2 separate regions of the Homo sapiens genome follow, and region 1 is linked to region 2. Evidence: read pairs that join two places in POLR2A ChIA-PET (ENCODE). Cell type or tissue: GM12878. All regions are shown on one strand. Each heading gives the region's core, and the rest is flanking DNA. Links, peaks and the distances in the headings are about the cores only.

Region 1 (10,513 bases), core at 4,448-6,947, 51 kb after region 2:
ATCTCAAAAAACAGAAAAAGAAGAAAGAAGAAAGCCCTTCTTTTTTTTTTTTTTCTTAATAGAGACAAAGTCCCACTGTGCTCAGGGGTTCTCAAACTCCTGGCCTCAAGCAGTCCTCTTGCCTCAGCGTCCCAAAGTATTGGGATTGCAGGTGTGAGCCACTGCAGCCAGCCTGCCCTTCCTTCTTGAATCCCTTGCAGTCTGGCTCCCCTCCCCATCTTTAGTCTGAAATGTTCATTCAAGAGTCACTAATGACGTTTTTTAAAAAACTAATTTTATCAAGTAGCTCATATTTTTTTGTAGATAAATTGGAGAATATAGACAAGCAAAAAAGAAATCTGTCACTTATTCAGGAAAATTAATATTTGATAGTACTTGGCTCATAGTTTTTATGTACTAAATAAAAATAAAATAACCAAACCTGCCATTTGATAATGACTGTTAGCTTTTTGGTGTATCTTGTATCTTCTTACAGCCTTTTTTATTCTTTGCCATCTTTAAAAAAAAATCTAGCTGTATTTTTTTTAAATAAAAATTAGCTCATTCTCGTATGAGTTAATCTGAAATTTGACTTTCTCACTTAGGAATGTATTGTAGTCCTCCTTCTCTGTAAATCAATACAGATCTAGGTCCTCGTTTTAAATGGCCATGTAGGATTGTAATTTACTTTTAATTTATTTTAATTAGTCAACACATTTCCTGTTTTTGACCATTTAGGTTGTTTCCAGTTTTTCATTATTAGAAATATCTCTGTGATGAACATCTTTGTGTATCTTTGTGCACTTATTACATTATTTCCTTAGGCTGTGCTAATGGCCTTCTACTTCCAAATAGAATAGCTTGTTTTCAGTGCTCCCTATCCTTGGCTGTCTGAAGAATCTGACACTGTCAGCCTCCTCCCTCTCTGAATTTTCTTCTTTTGGCTTCTCTGATCCTGTGTAATACAGGCTTTCATACCTGACTGTTCCTACTCTGCTCCTTTGCTTCCTAAGGTAGGCATTCTCCAAGATTGTGTATTCAACCTTTTCTGTTCTTGAAAATCTCATTCACCCTCTTGTGTTCAGCTGTCATCACTCTGCATGGTTTTCTGCAGTCCATCCTCGTCTCTTTCCTGAAGTCCAGTTTCATATTCCCAGCTATCTGCTGGGTATCCCAGTCAGAGCCTTCCTAAACTGTAATAGGCAAGATTACTGTCTTGGCTGCATGCCCTGTTTGCCTACGATTTCCCTCAGTGCCTTTCCCAAATTCTGTCTTAGAGTCCCCAAATGATTTTAATGGTGTCACTATTTTCTGACTCCATTACACTTGAAATCCTACAATCATTGGGTCCCTCATCTCCTGCCACCTCAGGTGATTGCTGGATTTCATGGAATCGCCCTCTGCAATGTTTCATCTGTCACCTCCTCCCATATCCATTGCTCCACCCTCACACCCCTCCAGAGGACCATTGCATTTGCTTTCTAACCAGTCTCTTCTTCCTCCAATCTCTTCTTTCAGACTGTTACTCCCTTATCCTTTACAAAAACCTTCAGTGGCGCCTCGTTGTCTAAGCTTCCCTTAGAGCTTTTTCTTCCTCTGTTTCCTTCTGCATGTCCTATGACCAACCAATTTGGACCACCTCCTTGTTTTCTGGTCTTCAGATCTTTGCTCATACTTTCTTCTCCCCCTGAAATGCCCTTTCCTACTACTACTTTCCAAAATCCTACCCCTTCTGCAATGTGCATCCTAGACACCTGCTCCTTCACGAGGCCTTTCTTAACCCCTTCTTATCCCCTCAACCAGATGTAATTGCCCTCTTCCTAAACTCTTTGTGCTTTTACATTGTACTTAGCGCATTCTCTCTTAAATATAGATACTTATCTCCTTTTCTTCTCATCTTCCTCTCTGATGTTGTGTTCTCAAAGGCAGTAATTTTATTTTGTGGAACTCTGAATTTTCCATGGTGCCCATTACCTCTGAAAAGTCAAAGGTCTGTATCTTGCTAATGACTGGGCAAGATACAGAGTTATGAAATTTCTTGAGACTCCCTCAGTTTAGTGGAGCATGGGTTATGGGGCTAGAAAGTCCTGAGTTTGGGTCTCAGTTCAGGCTTTTACTAGCCTGGAAACTTTGGGCATTTACTTCACTTACTTAGGTCTTACTGTCCTTATTTGAAATTGAATAATAATACTTAGATCTCATAGTCTTGCAGTAAGGATTAAATAAGATATTTAGTCTAGTATCTGTCACATGGTAGATCTCAGCAAATACTTGTTGCCTTTCCTTTTCCTTGCCACTATGTTTCAGCAAGTATAGCTAAATCATCTGCTTCTTCCTATTGTATCTGTTTTTTAGGGATCTTACCTTTATTATCCAGGAACTCTCCCTAATGTGCCTTGGGTGAAGATGTTAGTTGAAGTGACTTCTCTGCCGTGTTTGTGGACCTGGAGGGACTGGCTCCTGGGCCTTTGGCTCCATTTGCATCCTCCTCTAGCCAACTCTGGATGTTAACACATCTTAAAGCTCTTTGGCAAACACATAATTAAATTGCTGGTGACAACATCTGAAATGATTTCCATTTGTAGCATGCAGTCCAGTGATGCTAGCTTATATTAGGCTTGAAGTGAATAGAATGTTCTGGATTTAGCTCTGTTTCTTGAGAATTCACTGCAGTCTAGTTTCATTGTAACTCTTGAGTGTAATAATATGTTTTAGCTTATAATTTTGTTATAAGAAAAGGGAAAGGGAAAGGTTTTTTGTTTGTTTGTTTGTTTTGTTTTTGAGATGGGATCTTGCTCTGTTGCCCAGGCTGGAGTGCAGTAGCATGATCATAGCTCATTGCATCTTCGAACTCCTGCACTTAGGTAATCTTCCCACCTCAGCCTCCCAAAGTGCTGAGATTACAGGTGTGAGCCACTGCACCCAGCTGAGAAAATATTTTAAGTTCATAAGACCTAAAGAAGAGCAAATGGAGGACACAAGTGGTTAGGGCAGATTATTATGCAGTTTAAATAAATTCTACTTCACAATTGTGATCTTTACATAAGGAAATATATTTTCCTTTAATATTCTAATCTTTGTAAATAATTACATAAGAAATAATTTGTTTCATGCTTAAAATGTTCTGCCCTGGAAAAGCTAGCCATCACTAAAGCTAATTGGTCTTCATCATCACATTAACAAGTGGTAGTTTCATGGCAGGTAAACTTTCTTCCATTAGGGTTGGTCTTCTACGAATTGATTATTCCCTCCACTCTCCTATGTCCATTTCACTCCTGTACATTGTCCTCTATATTGCTGCTCCCTCTCTAAAGGGGCTTGCTTTTTTTTTTTTTGGAGACGTAGTCTCGCTCTGTCACCCAGGCTGGAGTGCAGTGGCAAGATCTCGGCTCACTGTAACCTTCACCTCCAGGTTCAAGCAATTCTCCTGCTTCAGCCTCCCCAGTAGAGTAGTTGGGATTACAGGTGTGTGCCACCATGCCTGGCTAATTTTTGTAGTTTTAGTAGAGACCCAGCCTAAAGGGGCTTTCTTATCAGCCTGTAAACACATCTGAGTCTCTACTGCCTTCTCAAACACCCAGCCTGGACTAATCCACATCCACATCTCTAGCTACTACCCTTTCACCCTTGCTGTCATAGCCAAACTTCTTTAAAAGCTCCATCGGCTGGGCTTGGTGGCTCATGCCTGTAATCCCATCACTTTGGGAGGCCGAGGAGGGTGGATCACGAGGTCAGGAGTTCAAGACTAGCCTGGCCAACAGGATGAAACCTCATCTCTACTAAAAACACAAAAAATTAGCTGAGTGTGGTGGCAGATGCTTGTAATCCCAGCTATTCGGGAGGCTGAGGCAGGAGAATCACTTGAATCCAGGAGGCGGAGGTTGTGGTGCGTGGAGATGTGGAGATCACGCCATTGCACTACAGCCTGGGCAACAGAGCAAGACTCCATCCCCCCGCCCCCAAAGAAAGCTCCCTTTATCCCTTACCTCTCATTTACTCTTCAACTCTTGCCAATCTGGTTTCTGCCCCTACTTTGTTACCCAAATCCCTCTCTATAGGCTATACACCCAGTGATCAGTTTTCAGACCCCCCTGTATCTTATGTATTATTCTCTCGGCTGCTCGCCCAATTAGTTCTCCTCACCATGCTTGAAATGTTCTTTGCCATGGCTCCTGTGATAACACATCCTCCTGGCTTTCCCACTACCTCTCGGCAGCTCCTTTTCAGTCTCTTGCGTAGACTCCTACTTTTCTACACAGCTTTGCATGTAGGAATCCCTTAAGGTGCACCCTCAACTCCCTGCTTGCTATGGTCTGAATGTTTGTATCTCCCCTGAATTCATATGTTGAAATACTAATTAATAAGGTGATGATATTAGGAGGTGGGCCCTTTTGGAAGGTGTTTAAGTCAGTGGGGGTAGAGCCCTCCTACATGGGATTAGTGCTTTTCTAAAAGAGGTCCCAGAGAGCTGCCTTGGCCCTTCTACCATGTGAGGACACAGCTCTAGTAGGTGTCATCTGTGAGGAATGGCCCTCACTAGACACTGATTCTGCTGGCACCTTGATCTCAGACTTCCCAGCCTCTAGAACTATGAGAAACAAATTTCTGTTTTTATCAGCCACCCAGTATACAATGTTTTGTTATAACAGCCTGCATGGATTAAGACACTGTTTTTCTCCCTTTTTACGTCCCCCTGAAAGATCTCCTCTACTTCTGTGGCTTTAATTCCTCTACATATGTGGATGACTCCTAAACTTACGTCTCCAACCCAGTCCTTCCTCTTAACTCTACTATTATGTGTCTAGCTGCCTGCCTAACCTGTCTAATTCCATGTATCACAGGCATCTCAAATTCAACTTGACCAAACCCAGATTCCTGATCTGCCTTTTCTAGCTCTGATTCTCTTCATCATATTTCAAGTTGCAGAAAAGGGGAGCACCATTTACCCAGTTACTGAAGCCTGAAACCTGGCATCCTCTTCCTTCCCCAAACATGCCATTTCAGCACATTTTTCTTTTTCTTTTTCTTTTTTTTTTTTTTTTTGAGACAGAGTCCTACTGTGTCACCCAGGCTGGAGTGCAGTGGCATGATCTCACAGCTCACTGCAACCTCCGCCTCCCGGGTTCAAGCGATTTTTCTGCCTCAGCCTCCCAAGTAGCTGGGACCACAGGCATGTGCCACCATGCCTGGCTACTTTTTCGTATTTTTAGTAGAGATGGGGTTTCACCATGTTAGCCAGGATGGTCTCAATCTGCTGACCTCATGATCTGCCCTCCTTGGCCTCCCAAATTGCTGAGATTACAGGCATGAGCCACATGCCCAGCCCTGAGCACAGTCATTTTTCTACCAGTCGATGTTGCAATGAAGATAAAGTTCCAAATCCTTGACATGCTCCAGCCTTCCCCTGTGAGCTGATCACTCCCACAAGAAGCTCCTCTGCCTTCCATCCTCAGCCACTCTGACCTTCTGTTTCTTCTGGGGACCCTGCACCTGCCAGCCCCAGCCCCTTCCTTATTTATGCCATCCCTTTTTCTGGCCCTCTTGCTTGGCTAACTTATACTCATCCTTCAGTTTGGGCTGAGCTATTTATATGCTGTTCCAGGACCCTGAACTTCTCCTTTATGGCACCCATCCTGATTGTAATTATATTATTTATATTGTTTTGTTTGTTGTCTGTCCCCTCTGCTGAACATCGACTTCACATAGGCAGGGACGGGGTCTCTTTTTTCACTGCTTTGTCACTTACCACACCAGTTCCCAGCCAGGAAAAGAAAAGACGGTTGTTTCCCTGCTTTGATAAAATACCCAGACAAAAGGATGCCCTTATTGCTCTTAGACCTCTTTCCCGAATCTTCCCTGGTTGTCACCTGCAATGATGTTATGTCTGAGTTGAATGTTTCTCACTGCACGCTAGTTTGCTCAGAGGTAATAGAGGAGGAACTGTTTTCTCACTTTCTCTTTCTCTTTAGCCTTTATTCCTAAAGCTTGTTTCTAGTCATTTCTTTTAACCAGCTTCCTGAGAAGTATTTCCATTGTCTTTTCTGAACTCTCCCTTAGACCATGAGAAAACAAAAGTTTATGCTGATTTTGGGTCATGACCTGACACTGAAATTGGTGGTGTTAAGTACATTGCCGAGTAACTCAGATACATTGATATTTAAAAAAATACTTTTTCTGATTATAGGAGTGATTTTATTGTTAAGAAAAAATTGAGAATATAATCAAGGGTCTAGAAGAGAAGAAATGGGAGAGATTCAGACTTTTCTCTTGTAGAATAAGGTCCTGCTGTACATGTGATTTTTGTCCGCCCTTTTTCACTTCACATTGATATTTTGATAAAAGCCCTGAGAAATGGGAGTGAAACCTAATGGACCGCAGCTTTGGACAAGCCCCGAGTGCAAATAAGGCTGGTCAGCAGCTTCTAGCAGGATCTGCTTCTTCTAGAAGCAGAGAAAGGTAACAGGCTGCCCTGAGACCAGGCTCTACAGAGCCTCCCTCCTGCCTCGTACATGCCAAGCCGGCCCTGTCCTGGCACTTACAGTGACTAACGGCCGGGCACCTCCCTCTCGGTTGATGCCCTCCATGCAGGACATCTCCAACACATTGCTCTCCGTTCTGGTGTGTTCCTTAAGCCAAACTTTCTAGGTTTAATTTCACTGGATGTTCATAGATCCTCGTGTCCCAGACTAATTGTCTATGTATTTGTTGATATTTGTTCTTGCCTATTTTCATTTTATTTTTTAAATTCAAGGCAAGAGGCCTATTTATTTTGTATTTTATAGTGCCTAGCATGGAATTTGGTGCCCAATAAATACTTTTTTTTTTTTTGAGATGGGGTCTCGCTCTGTCGCCCAGGCTGGAGTGCGGTGGCACTATCTCGGCTCACTGCAACCTCCGCCTCCTGGGTTCAAGCGATTCTCTTACCTCAGCCTCCCGAGTAGCTGGGACTACAGATGCATGCCATCATGCCCGGCTAATTTATTGTATTTTTATTTTTTAATTTTTAATTTTATTTATTTATTTTTTGAGACGGAGTCTTGCTCAGTCGCCCAGGCTGGAGTGCAGTGGCGCGATCTCGGCTCACTGCAAGCTCCGCCTCCCGGGTTCGCGCCATTCTCCTGCTTCAGTCTCCGGAGTAGCTGGGACTTCAGGTGCCTGCCACCATGCCCAGCTAATTTTTTTTGTATTTTTAGTAGAGACAGGGTTTCACCACGTTAGCCAGGATGGTCTTGATCTCCTGAACTCGTGATCCACCTGCTTCAGCCTCCCAAAGTGCTGGGATTACAGGTGTGAGCCACCACGCCCGGCACATTTATTGTGTTTTTAGTAGATACGGGGTTTCACCCTGTCAGCCAGGATGGTCTTGATCTCCTGACCTCGTGATCCCCCGGCCTTGGCCTCCAAGAGTGTTGGGATTACAGGCATGAGCCACCGTGCCTGGCCAATAATCTTAAATAATCTAAAAATAATGTTCTGCCCAAATTACAAATTACCAAATTAGGGTCCATTTATGCATAATTTTATCCATTAATTCAGGAAGCATTTAACAGTGCCTGGCACAGTTGCCAGGCATGGAGTATACATTAGTGAATAAAACAGGGGTAGTTCCTCTGGGATTCTAGGCTAGTTTGTTTGTTTGTTTGTTTGTTTATTGAGATGGAGTCTTGCTCTTGAAGCTCAGGCTGGAGCAGTGGTGCGATCTCAGCTCTCTGCAACCTCCACAATCTGGGTTCAAGTGATTCTCCTGCCTCAGCCTCCCAAGTAGCTGGGATTACAGGCATGTGCCACCACCCCCGGCTAATTTTTGTATTTTTGGTAGAGACGGGATATCACCACATTGGCCAGGCTGATCTCCAACTCCTGATCTCAAGTGATCCTCCCACCTTGGCCTCCCAAAGTGCTGGGATTACAGGGGTGAGCTCCCGGCCTCTAGGCTAGTTTAATACCAGATGTTACACAGATAATAAATTCATAGTTTCAACTTGTGATGAGAGTTATGAAGGAACATGGCAGGGTGCCCTGAGAGAATGCGCTAAGGCAGGGGTGTCCGCTCTTTTGGTTTCCCTGGGCCATATTGGAAGAAAAATTGTCTTAGGCCACACAAAAAATACACTAATGATAGCTGATGAGCTAAAAAAAAAAAAAAGAAAAGAAAAAAAAAAAGAAAGTCGCAAAAAAAAAAAATCTCATAATGGTTTTTTTTTTTTGAGACGGAGTCTTGCTCTGTCCCCTGGGCTGGAGTGCAGTGGCGCGATCTCGGCTCACTGCAAGCTCCGCCTCCCGGGTTCACGCCATTCTCCTGCCTCAGCCTCCCGAGTAGCTGGGACTACAGGCGCCCGCCACCACGCCCGACTAATTTTTTTGTATTTTTAGTAGAGACGAGGTTTCACCGGATTAGCCAGGATGGTCTCGATCTCCTGACCTCTGGTCCGCCCGCCTCGGCCTCCCAAAGTGCTGGAATTACAGGCTTGAGCCACCGCGCCCGGCATAAAATCTCATAATGTTTTAAGAAAGTTTACAAATTTGTGTTGGGCCTCATTCGAAACCATCCTGGTCGGCATGCAGCCTGTGGGCCACGGTTGTGGACGAGCTTGCACTGAGGGGAGACCTATAGTATCTGGCATTGTGTGTGGGAAGAAGCCTGGAGACTGAGCCCTGGAGAGAAGGAGAGGGTGGGTCAAGGTGAGAGATGAGCTCTTTTTGAGAGGGAACCAGCCCAAAGGCGAGGCATTCAAGGTAGAGAGTGGTAATCGAAAGCGAGAAATGGAAATTGTTATCTCTTTGTTTTAGTAACTGGGAATGTAAGTCTCCCCATGTCATCGGCCTCTATTCTTTCTAAAAACTTTTCAAGGGATGTATTTAGCCTTCCTACAAGAGTATTTTGATTTGTTTTTGAACAGGTCTTTCTGAACCTGTCCCACTTTTATTGATGCTTTCGCTGATGTTTGTGAAAGGCATCTGGGAAGGGCACTAGCCAGTCAGGCTTTTAACACCTGTCTGTGGGTTCAACAAAGAGGAATTAAGCTTCTTCTCAATTGCAGATGTCGTGTTGTATTCTGGGTCCCATAGGAGATCTTGACTGACCCAGGAGTGGTCCCCTCCGGGAAGAAGGACGCTCAGCCACCAGCTGCCCCCAGGTGTTCGTCCCCAGGGGTAGAACTCACCCACTTTATGAGCAAGTCTTTGTCAAGGAAAGAAGACGGCAATTGAAATTTTCATTGAGCTGTTAGCATTTTTTTCAGAAAACCATTTTGTCCCAGTGTGTGTAAGAAGTTATTCCTTCATTCAACACATGTTGAGTGCCTTCTGTGTCTGGCACATTTCCAGGTGCTGGGATACAGCAGTAAACAGATTCCATGTCAGTGGATAAACACACACTGGAAACACATAAGTGAAACACAGAGGGTGTCAGGGAGGTTATAATCACTACCTAGAAAATTAAAGGAGGGAAGGAGGCCTTAGGGAGAGTCACCTGGGAGGTGGAGACAGGTGTTGAAATTGTTAAAAATAGCATCAGGAAAAGGCTTACTGAGTGACATTTGAGCAAAGATTTACATGTGAGGGAAGAGCATTCCAGGCAAGAGGGCACAGTGAGTGCTATGGTCTTGCAGGAGCATGCTTGGGATATTTGTGGAACAGCACAAATCCTGCAGTGGCTTGAGTATGGGCAGTGAGAGGGAAGAGTACACACGAGAGGAGGTGAAGGGGAAAAGGGAAGATCATGCATCCGGGGCCTTGTGGCCACTGTGAATACTTTGGCTTTCCCTCTGGTTAAACAGGAAGATGCTGGAGGCTGTTAAATTGGCTGTAGGGGCAAGGGTGGAAGGAGACTCTGATGAGATGGCGGTAGCATGGATCTAGATGGAGGTGGTGGAAAGAGGTCAGGTTTGAGATATTTTGAAGGGAGAGCTGATGGACTAGATGTGGGCTATGTGAGAAGGAGAAAGATTGGGAGAAGAATAGGTTATGGACTTGTTAAATTTAGATCCATATTAGGGTGCTCGTGTCAAAAATGTAGTTGGGTGTATGAGTCTGGAGTCAGGAGAGAAGCCTGGGTGGGAAGGGTGTCTGTGAGCCATCTGTGTACATATGGTATTTACATCCATGAGACTGTGGAGTGACTGTGTGTTGGGTAAGAACTTCAGTGTCTTGGGGTTGTAGGCATGAGAGGAACCAGCGAAGGAGACACAGGAAAGGTGGCCAGCAAGGAGGTGGAGACAAGGTCTGACGATGAGTGACTCTCTGGACCCCCGTGCAGGTGTGACAACATGCGTGTGTTTAAGCTGGGCCTCTTCTCGGGCCTCTGGTGGACCCTGGCCCTGTTCTGCTGGATCAGTGACCGAGCTTTCTGCGAGCTGCTGTCATCCTTCAACTTCCCCTACCTGCACTGCATGTGGTAAGCCCCTGCTAATGGGGAGGTGGCCGGGGACAGGTGTGTTTGCACTTGCTGTTGGGCTCTGTTCACCCTGCAAGTGGTGCACAGGTGTCCTGTGGGTTGCTGGCTTGCTTCTCTCCTCAGGTGGACGGTCAGATG
Region 2 (10,513 bases), core at 4,660-7,159:
TTCAAATGATTCTCCTTCCTCAGCCTCCTGAGTAGCTGGGACTACAGGCGCCTGCCACTGCGCCCGGCTAATTTTTTGTATTTTTAGTAGAGACGGGTTTTGGCCATGTTCGTCAGGTTGGTTTCAAACTCCTGACCTCAGGTGATCCGCTCACCTCGGCCTCCCAAAGTGCCGGGATTACAGGCGTGAGCCACCGCGCCGGGCCGGGTATATAGATTTGAAAGCTCAGTGTTGGCACAGTGAAAAAGGTGGGCTCTGAGTAAGGGCCTGTGTTAGTTTGCAAGGGTTGCCATAACAACTGGCAACCGACAGAACCATAACAACTGGCAACCACAGATTGGGTGGGTTAACCAACAGAAATTTATTTATTTATTTATTTTTGAGATGGCGTCTCACTCTGTCACCCAGGCTGGAATGCATTGGCGCAATCTCGGCTCACTGCAACCTCCGCCTCTTGGGTTCAAGCAATTCTCCTGGTTCAGCTTCCCAAGTAGCTGGGACTACAGGCATGTACCACCATGCCCATCTAATTTTTGTATTTTTTAGTAGAGACGGAGTTTCACCTTCACCATGTTGGCCAGGCTGCTCTTGAACTCCTGACCTCAAGTGATCTGCCCCCCTCAGCCTCCCAAAGTGCTGGGATTACAGACGTGAGCCCCCTCGCCCGGCCAGAAATTAATTTTCTTAAAATTCTGGAGGCCAGAAGTCTGAGGTCAAGATGTCAGCAGGATTGCTTTCTTCTGAGGTTCTCTCCTTGGTTTATAGGCTGCCATCTGCTCTCTGTGTCTTTCCTCTGTGTCTGTCCTAATCTCTTCTTATAAGGACACCAGTCATTGGATTAGTGCCCAACCTGATGACCTCCTTTTAACTTAATTACTTCTTTTAAAACCCTATCTCCAAATACAGTCACATTCTGAGGTACTGAGGGTTAGGACTTCATCATATGCATTTTTAGGGGGACACAGTTCAGCCCATAACAGGGCCTGAAGGCGGAGTCTTTCAGCCACGAAGATACTGACTAAACAGAATTACATCTCTGTATTCAATAGTATTAAATTAGTGATCCCAGGCCGGGCACCATGGCTCATGCCTGTAATCCCTTTGGGATGCTGAGGTGAGATGATTGCTTGAGGCCAGGGGTTCAAGACCAGCCTAGGCAACAAAGCAAGACCTCATCTCTGCAAAAAATTTTTTAAACAAATTAGCCGGGCGTGGTGGTGCTCACTTATCATCTCAGCTGCTTGGGTCCCAGCTTCTTGAAAGGCTGAGGTGGGAGGATCGTGTGAGCCCAGGAGGTTGAGACTGCAGTGAGCCATGATCACACCACTACACTCCAGCCTGGGCCACACAATGAGACCCTGTCTCACAAAATAAAAATAGAGTAATCCTAAGAGCAATCAGTATAGGTAAATTTACCCCTAACTCATTATATGAGTTTTTCAAGTGTTTTGGGGAACAGGAATGTTTTCCAAAGGGAGGTAGAAATACAGAAACTAAGAGTAGTATGGGAGGAAGTAAGTTCGTGCATTTTAGTAAGCTGTCTCCTTTCTGGCCCAAATCAAGGAAACAGGAAGAATAAAAAAGGTCATTTTAGACACAAAAAACTAAATTTCAACAACAATTCCTACTTGTAAGGAAGAAACTAATTTTGAAACATGCCAAGCTGTGTTTGGGAAAGGAAGTTAAATCAAAGACCTGAATCTAGGAAAATTCCTTGGCATTATGTCTGCAACTATATCCAGTAGCAAGAATTACAATAGATTACTCACCCCTTGGGTCAGGGACGAAGGAATGTTTTTGCAAAGTTGCAGAAAATAAAATCTGGCATATATTTATTAAAGACTTGGTAGATAGGAAGAAGAGGGGAGGTCAGAAAAAGTGCAAGAGTAAACCTATTTTTTTTTTGTCAGATCAAGTCTCTGTATCAAGGCACTATATATATTCTTTTGGTCTCATGTATTTGTATTTCTTCATAGTTATATGATGTTGGGCAACTTATTCCTGTCTTAGTTTCCCCATCTGTAAGATGAAGATAATACCTTATTCATAGACTTCTTGTCAGGAATTAACTAATACATTATAAAAGTTAAACAGTTCTTGGTACATAGTAGACTCTCAATAAATGTTAACTATCCTCATCATCACAACCACCACCATCCTCATCATCGTCATTATGCCAGCACCTCTGACTTTGATCATGTGGTTTTCGCTGTGAGCAGTGCCTTCCTTTCTGTGCTCCATCTGCCTGGTTTTAGTCGTACTGCTTCTGGCAGTTTTTCCTGAGAATTCCAACACAAGTTGCAGAACCTTGCTGCAAGATGGAAGCCTGAACTTGGTGCTGAGGTGTTCTGGATTCATTCAAATGGTGGACAGCCATGGGGAGAGCCCTCAACAACATTGTTGAACAAATATATGCTGAGCACTGCTTTATGTCAGCACCAGGCTAGCAGCAGGAGATAGAGATGAGGAGTGATGGCCCTTGCTTCCAAGGAATTATTTATCTAATGGAAAAAGAAACATATAAATAGATAAAGAGATATAACAGAGGTATTTAAAAGGCACTGTAGTACAGCAAAAGGCAGAAATAATCTAAATGTCTGAATCATCCTCCATCAGCCTAAAAATATGCTGGACTATTTTCTTTCTTTCTTTCTTTCTTTTTTTTTTTTGATGGAGTCTCAGTATGTCGCCCAGGCTGGACTGCAGTGGCATGATCTTAGCTCACTGCAACCTCCGCCTCCCAAGTAGCTGGGATTATAGGCACCCGCCACCACACCCTGCTGATTTTTGTATTTTTAGTAGAGACGGAGTTTCACCATGCTGGCCAGGCTGGTCTCAAACTCCTGACCTCAAGTGACCTGCCTGCCTCAGCCTCGCAAAGTATTGGAATTACAGGCATGAGCCACCATGCCCAGCCTGCATTTGTAATTTTGATAAATACTGCTACATTGCTCTCCATAGGATTGTTCCAATGTACACCCCTACTAACAATGTATGAGAGTGCCTGATACCCTAAAGTCTTACTAAGTGCTGCCAAACTTTGGAATTTTGTCAGTCGGAGGAAATACATGTTATTTCAATGTAGTTTTAGTTTATAGTTTTGTTACTGTGAATTAAGCATCTTGTCATGTATTTTTCTGTTCCTGTTTTTCACTCATTTTTTTTCTGTTGGATTGTTAGCACTCTGTATGTAAGACAAATTAGCCCTGCATAAAAATTCCACATTTTCCCCAATATGTCCCTTCCTTCCTTCATAATTGTATTAAAATATAATTCACGGCCGGGCGTGGTGGCTCACACCTGTAATCCCAGCACTTTGGGAGGCCGAGGTGGGCGGATCACTTGAGGTCAGGAGTTTGAAACCAGCCTGGCCAATATGGTGAAACCAGGGAGTCGGATGTTACAGTGAGCCGAGATCATGCCACTGCACTCCAGCCTGGTGGCAGAGTGAGACTCCATCTCAAAAACAAAACAAAAAACCTAAGTGAAAAAAGACAATCAATAGATGCCAATATGAGCCATCACGTTCCCCAACTTCAAACTATACTACAGGGCTACAGTAACCAAAAGAACCTGGTACTATTGGCACAAAAACAGACACATAGACCAATGGAACAGAGGAGAGAGCACAAAAATAAGGCTGCACACATACAACCATCTGATCTTTGACAAACCTGACAAAAACAATCAGTGGGGAAAGGACACCGTGTTCAATAAATGGTGCTGAGATAACTGGCTAGCCATATGCCGATGACTGAAACTGGACCCCTTCCTTACACTATATATAAAAATCAACTCAAGATGGATTAAAGGCTTAAATGTAAAACCCAAAACTATAAAAATCCTGGAAGACAACCTAGGCCATACCATTCTGGACATAGGAATGGGCAAAGATTTCACGACAAAGATGCCAAAAGGAATCACAACAAAAGCAAATATTGACAAATGGGATTTAATTAAACTAAAGAGCTTTTGCACAGTATAAGAAACTATCAACAGAGTAAACAACCTACAGAATGGGAGAAAATTCTTGCAAGCAATGCATCTGACAAAGGTCTAATATCCAGCATCTATAAAGAACTTAATTTTACAAGAAAACCACATTAAAAAGTGGGCAAAGGACATTAACACTTTTCAAAAGAAGACATACACGCGGCCAACAAGCATATGAGAAAAAAGCTTAATATCACTGATGATTAGAGAAATCCAAATCCAAATCACAGCGAGATACCATCTCACACCAGTCAGAATGGCTATTATTAAAAAGTGAAAAAACAATAAAAGTTGCTGGCAAGATTGCACAGGAAAAGGAATGCTTATACACTGTTGGTGGGGGTGTAAATTAGTTCAACCACTGTAGAAAACAGTGTGGCGATTCCTCAAAGACTTAAAAACAGAACTACCATTCAACCCAGCAATCCCATTATTGGGTATGTACCCAAAGGAATATAAATCATCTGTCATAAAGACACATGCACACGTATGTTCACTGCAGCACTGTTCACAATAGCAAAGACATTGAATCAACCTAAAGGCCCATCAATGGTAGACTGGATAAAGAAAATGTAGTACATATACACCATGGAATACTATGCAGCCATAAAAAAGAATGAGACCATGTCCTTTGCAGGAATATGAATGGAGCTGGAATATGAATATCCTTATCAAACAAACACAGAAACAGAAAACCAAATACCGCATGTTCCCACTTATAAGAGGGAGCCGAACGATGAGAACACATGGACACATAAGAGGGGAACAACACACACTGGGACCAGTTGGGAGGTGGAGGTTGGGAGGAAGGAGAGGATCAGGAAAAGTAACTAATGGGTATGAGTCTTAATACCTGGGTGATGAAATAATCTGTACAACAAACTCCCATGACACAAGTTTACCTATGTAACAAATATGCGTATGTATTCTTGAACCTAAAATAAAAGTTAAAAAAAAGAAAACAAAAATCAACAAACACTTGAAAACTAAACCACATACTTCTACATGATCTATGCATCAAAAAGGAAGTTTCAAAGGACATTTAAAAATCAGTTGAACTGAATGAAAATAAAAATAAAATCAAAATTTGTGGGACGCAGCTAAAGCAGCACTGAAAGGGAAACTTATAACACTAAATGCATATATTAGAGGAGGCAAAAACCTCAAATCAATAAGCTAACCTCCCACCTCAAGAACCTAGAAAAAGAAGAGTAAAATAAACCAAAACCAAGAAGATGGAAGGAGATAATAAGGTTAAAAGCAGAATAGAATGAAATGGAAAATATCATAGAAAAAAATCAATAAAATAAAGAGCTGATTCTCTGAAAAGATCAATAAACTTCACAAACAACTAGCAAGACTGAAAAAAAAGATGCAAATTGTCAATATCAACAATGAAACAAAATAACCATTACAGGTCCTGCAGACATCAAAGGGATTGTAAAGGAACACTACAAACTCTACACACATAAATGATGTGTGTAGATGGGTATATAGCCATGGAAATGGATGAATTCCTTGAAAACTGCAAATGACCACAACCTCACCCAATATAAAATAGGTAATTTGAATAGCCTTATAACTATTAAGGAAATGTAATTCATAAGTTAAAAGCTGTCCGAAATCTTCAGGCCCAGATGGTTTTCCTGGATAGTTATACCAAATATTTGAAGAGGAATTAAGAGCAATTCCGTACACTCTCTTTCAGAAAATAGAAGAGGAAGGAACACTCAATGAACACATAAAACTAATTTTATGAAGCTAGTATTATTATCTTGATGTCAAAGCCAGATAAAACCAGTACAAAAAAGAAAACTATAGGCTAATACGCTTCATAAATATAGACACAGAAATCTTTAACAAAACATTAGAATATATAATTCAGCAATGTATATAAAGAATTATATACCATGACCACGTGGGTTTTATTCCAGGGATGCAAGTCTTTCTTAATATTAAAATCTCAATCAATGTAATCTGCCACATGAACATAGTAAAGAAGAAAAATCATATCATATCACTAAATGTACAAAAAGCATTTCACAAAATTCAATATCCACTCATGATAAAAACTTTCAGGAAATAGGGAAAGAAAAAAAATCCTCAACCTGATGAGGAGTATCTACAAAAAAACCCACAGTTGATATTATACGTAATGATAAAAGACTGAATGCTTTCCACCTAAGCTCAGGAACAAGGTGAAGATGTCTTTTGTCACCACTCATGGTTATCTACTAAGGAAATTCCAAGGAATCTACAAATTCTTATAAGTAATAAGTGAGTTCAGGAAGATCACAAAATACAAGCTAAAATACAAAAATCAATCATATTTGTAAGCACTAGCTATGAACATGTGAGCACTAATTAAAAATGCAATACAATCAGTCAAGGAAATGAAATCTAATAAAACATGTACATTATTTAAATGATGAAAAGTACACAATGTTAATGAAAGACATCAAAAGATCTAAATTAATGAAGAGACAAACTGTACTCATGGAGTGGAAGTTTCAACACAGTAAAGATATAAATTCTTTTCAAACTGATATATATGTTTAATGCAATTCCCATCAAAATCTCAGGAAAATTCTTTATAGATGTAGACAAGATTATTCTAAAATGTATATGGAAAGGCAAAGGAACTAAAATAGCTAAAAACAATGTTCAAAAAGAAAGTGGAAGGAAACAGTCAACCTGATTTTAAGACTTATTATAGCTGCAGTATAATAAGTCTATAATAATAATATATAATAATTATTATATATATAATAATAATATATATTATAATATTATATATATAATAATATATAATATTATTATATATAATAATATATATAATAATATTATATATATAATAATATATAATATATAATAATAAGACTATATGTTACTGGTAGTGGGACAAATACATAGATACATGAATAAAACAGAGAACCCAGAAGTAGATCCTCACAAATATGTCCACCTGATTTTTTGACATACTTGAAAAAACAGTTCAATGGAGGACAGATAATCTTTCAACAAATGATGCTGAAGCAATGGGACAGCCATAGGGAAAAAAATGAACCTTGACCTAAGTCTCACACATTATACAAAGATTAAACCAAAATGGATTACACACTTAACTGTAAAATGTAAAACTATAAAACTTTTTATTTTATTTTTTTTTATTTTTTTTATTTTATTTTTTTTTTTTTTTTGAGACGGAGTCTCGCTCTGTCGCCCAGGCTGGAGTGCAGTGGCGGGATCTCGGCTCACTGCAAGCTCCGCCTCCCGGGTTCACGCCATTCTCCTGCCTCAGCCTCCCAAGTAGCTGGGACTACAGGCGCCCGCCACTACGCCCGGCTAATTTTTTTTTGTATTTTTAGTAGAGACGGGGTTTCACCGTTTTAGCCGGGATGGTCTCGATCTCCTGACCTCGTGATCCGCCCGCCTCGGCCTCCCAAAGTGCTGGGATTACAGGCGTGAGCCACCGCGCCCGGCCTATTTTTATTTTTTTGATATAGGGTTTCACTCTGTCACCCAGGCTGGGGTGCAGTGGCACGATCTCAGCTCACTGCAACCTCCGCCTTCTGGGTTCAAGCGATTCTCCTGCCTCAACCTCCCAAGTAGCTTGGACTACAGGTGCGTGCCACCACACCTGGCTAATTTTTTGTATTTTTAGTAGAGACGAGGTTTCACCATGTTAGGATGGTCTTGATCTCCTGACCTCGTGATTTGACTGCCTTGGCCTTCCAGAGTGCTGGGATTACAGGCGTGAGTGACCACGCCCAGCCTTAAAACTTTTTTTTTTAAATAGGAGAAGATCTTCTAGATCTAGGGGTAAGCAAAGAATTCTTATTTATTTATTTATTTGAGACAGAGTTTCACTCTTGTTTCCTAGGCTGGAATGCAATGGTGCGATCTTGGCTCACTGCAACCTCCGCCTCCTGGGTTCAAGCGATTCTCCTGCCTCAGCCTCCCAAGTAGCTGGGAATACAAGCACTCACCACCACGCCTGGCTAATTTTTGTATTTTTAGTAGAGACCAGGTTTCACTATATTGGCCAAAACTTAAGTCATAAAAAAAGGAGAAACTGGTAAGTCAGACTTCATCAAAATTAACAAATTTCTTTCTTTCTTTTTTTTTTTTGCTTTTGGATACAGGGTCTCACTCTGTCATCCAGGCTGAATACAGTGGCAGGATCATGGCTCACTGCAGCCCTGACCTCCCAGGTTCAAGTGATCCTCCCACTTTAGCCTCCTGAGTAGCCTGGGACTACTGATGCGCACCACCACACCCAGCTGATTTTTTTTTTTTGTTTTGGTAGATAATGGAGTCTCACTACGTTGCCCAGGCTGGTCACAAACTCCTGGATGCAAACAATCCTCCTGCCTCAACCTCCCAGGGTGCTGGAATTACAAGTGTGAACTACCATGCCCAGCCAACTTTTACTCTTAAAATATCCTGTTAAGAGAATGCAAAGACAAACTACAGAGTGGAAGAAATTATTTGCAAAGCACATATCTGACAAGGGCTAGTATCTAGAATATACAAAAAAAAACCTCATAAAACTCAACAGTAACCTTACTTGGTAAGAAGCATATCAAACTTTTCTTCAGAAAGTATGCAAACAAGAAAAGAATATTCTAAAATATTTAAAGTGTTGAAAGAAAAACCTACCAGCCTAAAATTCTGTATCTAGCAAAATTATCATTCAAAAGTGAAGGAGAAATAGGCCGGGCAAGGTGGCTCACGCCTGTAATCCCAACACTTTGGGAGGCCGAGGCAGGTGGATCACCTGAGGTCAGGAGTTTGAGACCAGCCTGGTCAATATGGTGAAACCCTGTCTGTACTAAAAATATAAAAATTAGCCAGGCGTGATGGTGTGCCGGTACTCCCAGCTACTCGGGAGGTTGAGACAGAAGAATCCCTTGAAGTGGGGAGACGGAGGTTGCAGTGAGCCGAGATCTCACCACTGCACTCCAGCCTGGGTGGCAGAGTGAGACCCTGTCTCAAAAAAAAAAAAAAAAAAAAAAAAAAAGCCAGCTCAGTAGCTCACACCTGTAATACCATGTAATCCCAGCACTTTGGGAGGCCGAGGCAGGCGGATCACGAGGTCAGGAGATGGAGACCATCCTGGCTAACATGGTGAAACCCCGTCTCTACTTAAAAAAAGAATACAAAAAATTACCCGGGCGTCGTGGCGGGCGCCTGTAGTCCCAGGTACTCAGGAGGCTGAGGCAGGAGAATGGCATGAACCTGGGAGGCGGAGCTTGCAAGTGAGCCGAGATCGCGCCACTGCACTCCAGCCTGGGCGACAGAGTGAGACTCCGTCTCAAAAAAAAAAAAAAAAAAAAAAAAAAAAAAGTGAAGGAGAAATGAAAACTTTCTATGCATTAAAAAATGGAGTATACTTGCCTTGCAAGAGATGTTAAAAGAAGTTCTTCAGAGAGAAGGAAAATTATATAGGTCAGAAACTCATATCTAAATAAAGAAAGAGTGCTACAGAAGGAATAAATGAAGCCAAAATAAAACAAACAATCCAATTAGAACATGAGCAAAAGATATGCAGAGAATTTCACTGAAGGAGTTATGCAGAAGGCTACTAAGCACGTGCAAAGATATTCAACATCATTACCTATTGGGGAAACGTATATTAAAACCACAATGAGATATTATTACACAACTATCAGAATGGCTGAGATAAAAAACAGTGACAACACCAAATGTGGGGATGTGGATAAACTAGGAAATCATACGTTGCTGGTGGGAATGTAAAATGGGATATTCACTCTGGAAAACAGTTTGTCAGTATCCTAAAACAATAAACATGGAATTACCATGAAACCCAGCAATTTCACACCTGGACATTTACCTTAGGGAAATGATGAGTTGTATTTACACCAAAACCTATAATGAATGTTGATATGAGCTACTATTTGTAATAGCAAAATGTGAGAAAAAGAAAAAAAACCCAGATGTCGTTTAATGGGTGATGATGGTTAAACAAATTGGTATATCCACACCATGGAATTCTGCTCAGCGATAAACAGCAAGAGCTATTGATATATGCAGTGAATAAATATCCACAGAATTATGCTTAGTGAAAAAAAAAGCCAATTTGCAAGGTTACATTCCATTTGATTCCCTTAATATAGAATTTTCAAAATGACAACATTATAGACACCCAGATCATGCAAATGGACTGATTCCCTTAGGAGAACGAAGACCGTATCTACCTAGAGACTGGAAGAAGACCCTTCTGGGCCTGACAAGAGCAGATAACAATTCTGGCAACAATTGACCCTGGGGTTTCAGCAGGTCCACAGGTGGAAGTTGAGAGTGGGATTTAATCTGGTTGAGTTCATCTTCTGGTAGGAAACCACACAGAACCCAGGAGCACCACCAAGATGGCAGGGGGAGCTGTGTGGCTCAGAGACACTAGGGCCCCATCCTCTTCCTGTTCCTCATTGACTGGCTGGAAAGGTGGACACTAAAAATTCATGACTCGTTTGTACTTAGTTGAAGTATGGAAGGA

The links. ChIA-PET counts read pairs that join two places held together with the same protein. Peaks named below come from ENCODE experiments on the same cell type or tissue, not always from the same donor. Only the 100,000 strongest peaks of a DNase experiment are listed, where the experiment ranks them.
Region 1: POLR2A ChIA-PET joins it to region 2 with 5 read pairs; 17 of 35 experiments call an interaction of 5 or more read pairs at or near these places.

The regions. Positions count from the first base shown.
Region 1 is chr9:19,436,044-19,446,556 of GRCh38, forward strand. It overlaps ACER2 (alkaline ceramidase 2), which reads left to right. Exons shown (of 6, transcript NM_001010887.3): 5 at 10,238-10,375. Among named protein-coding and RNA genes, the nearest start is that of MAP1LC3BP1, 22 kb to the right of the region's middle. RefSeq lists enhancers at 10,016-10,513, 10,154-10,513. In GM12878, for the core only: no CTCF peak of the experiment used is centred there; a DNase peak (open chromatin) is centred at 5,928; H3K4me3 peaks cover 681 bases; H3K27ac peaks cover 1,272 bases.
Region 2 is chr9:19,385,118-19,395,630 of GRCh38, forward strand. No RefSeq gene overlaps it. Among named protein-coding and RNA genes, the nearest start is that of RPS6, 10 kb to the left of the region's middle. In GM12878, for the core only: no CTCF peak of the experiment used is centred there; no DNase peak of the experiment used is centred there.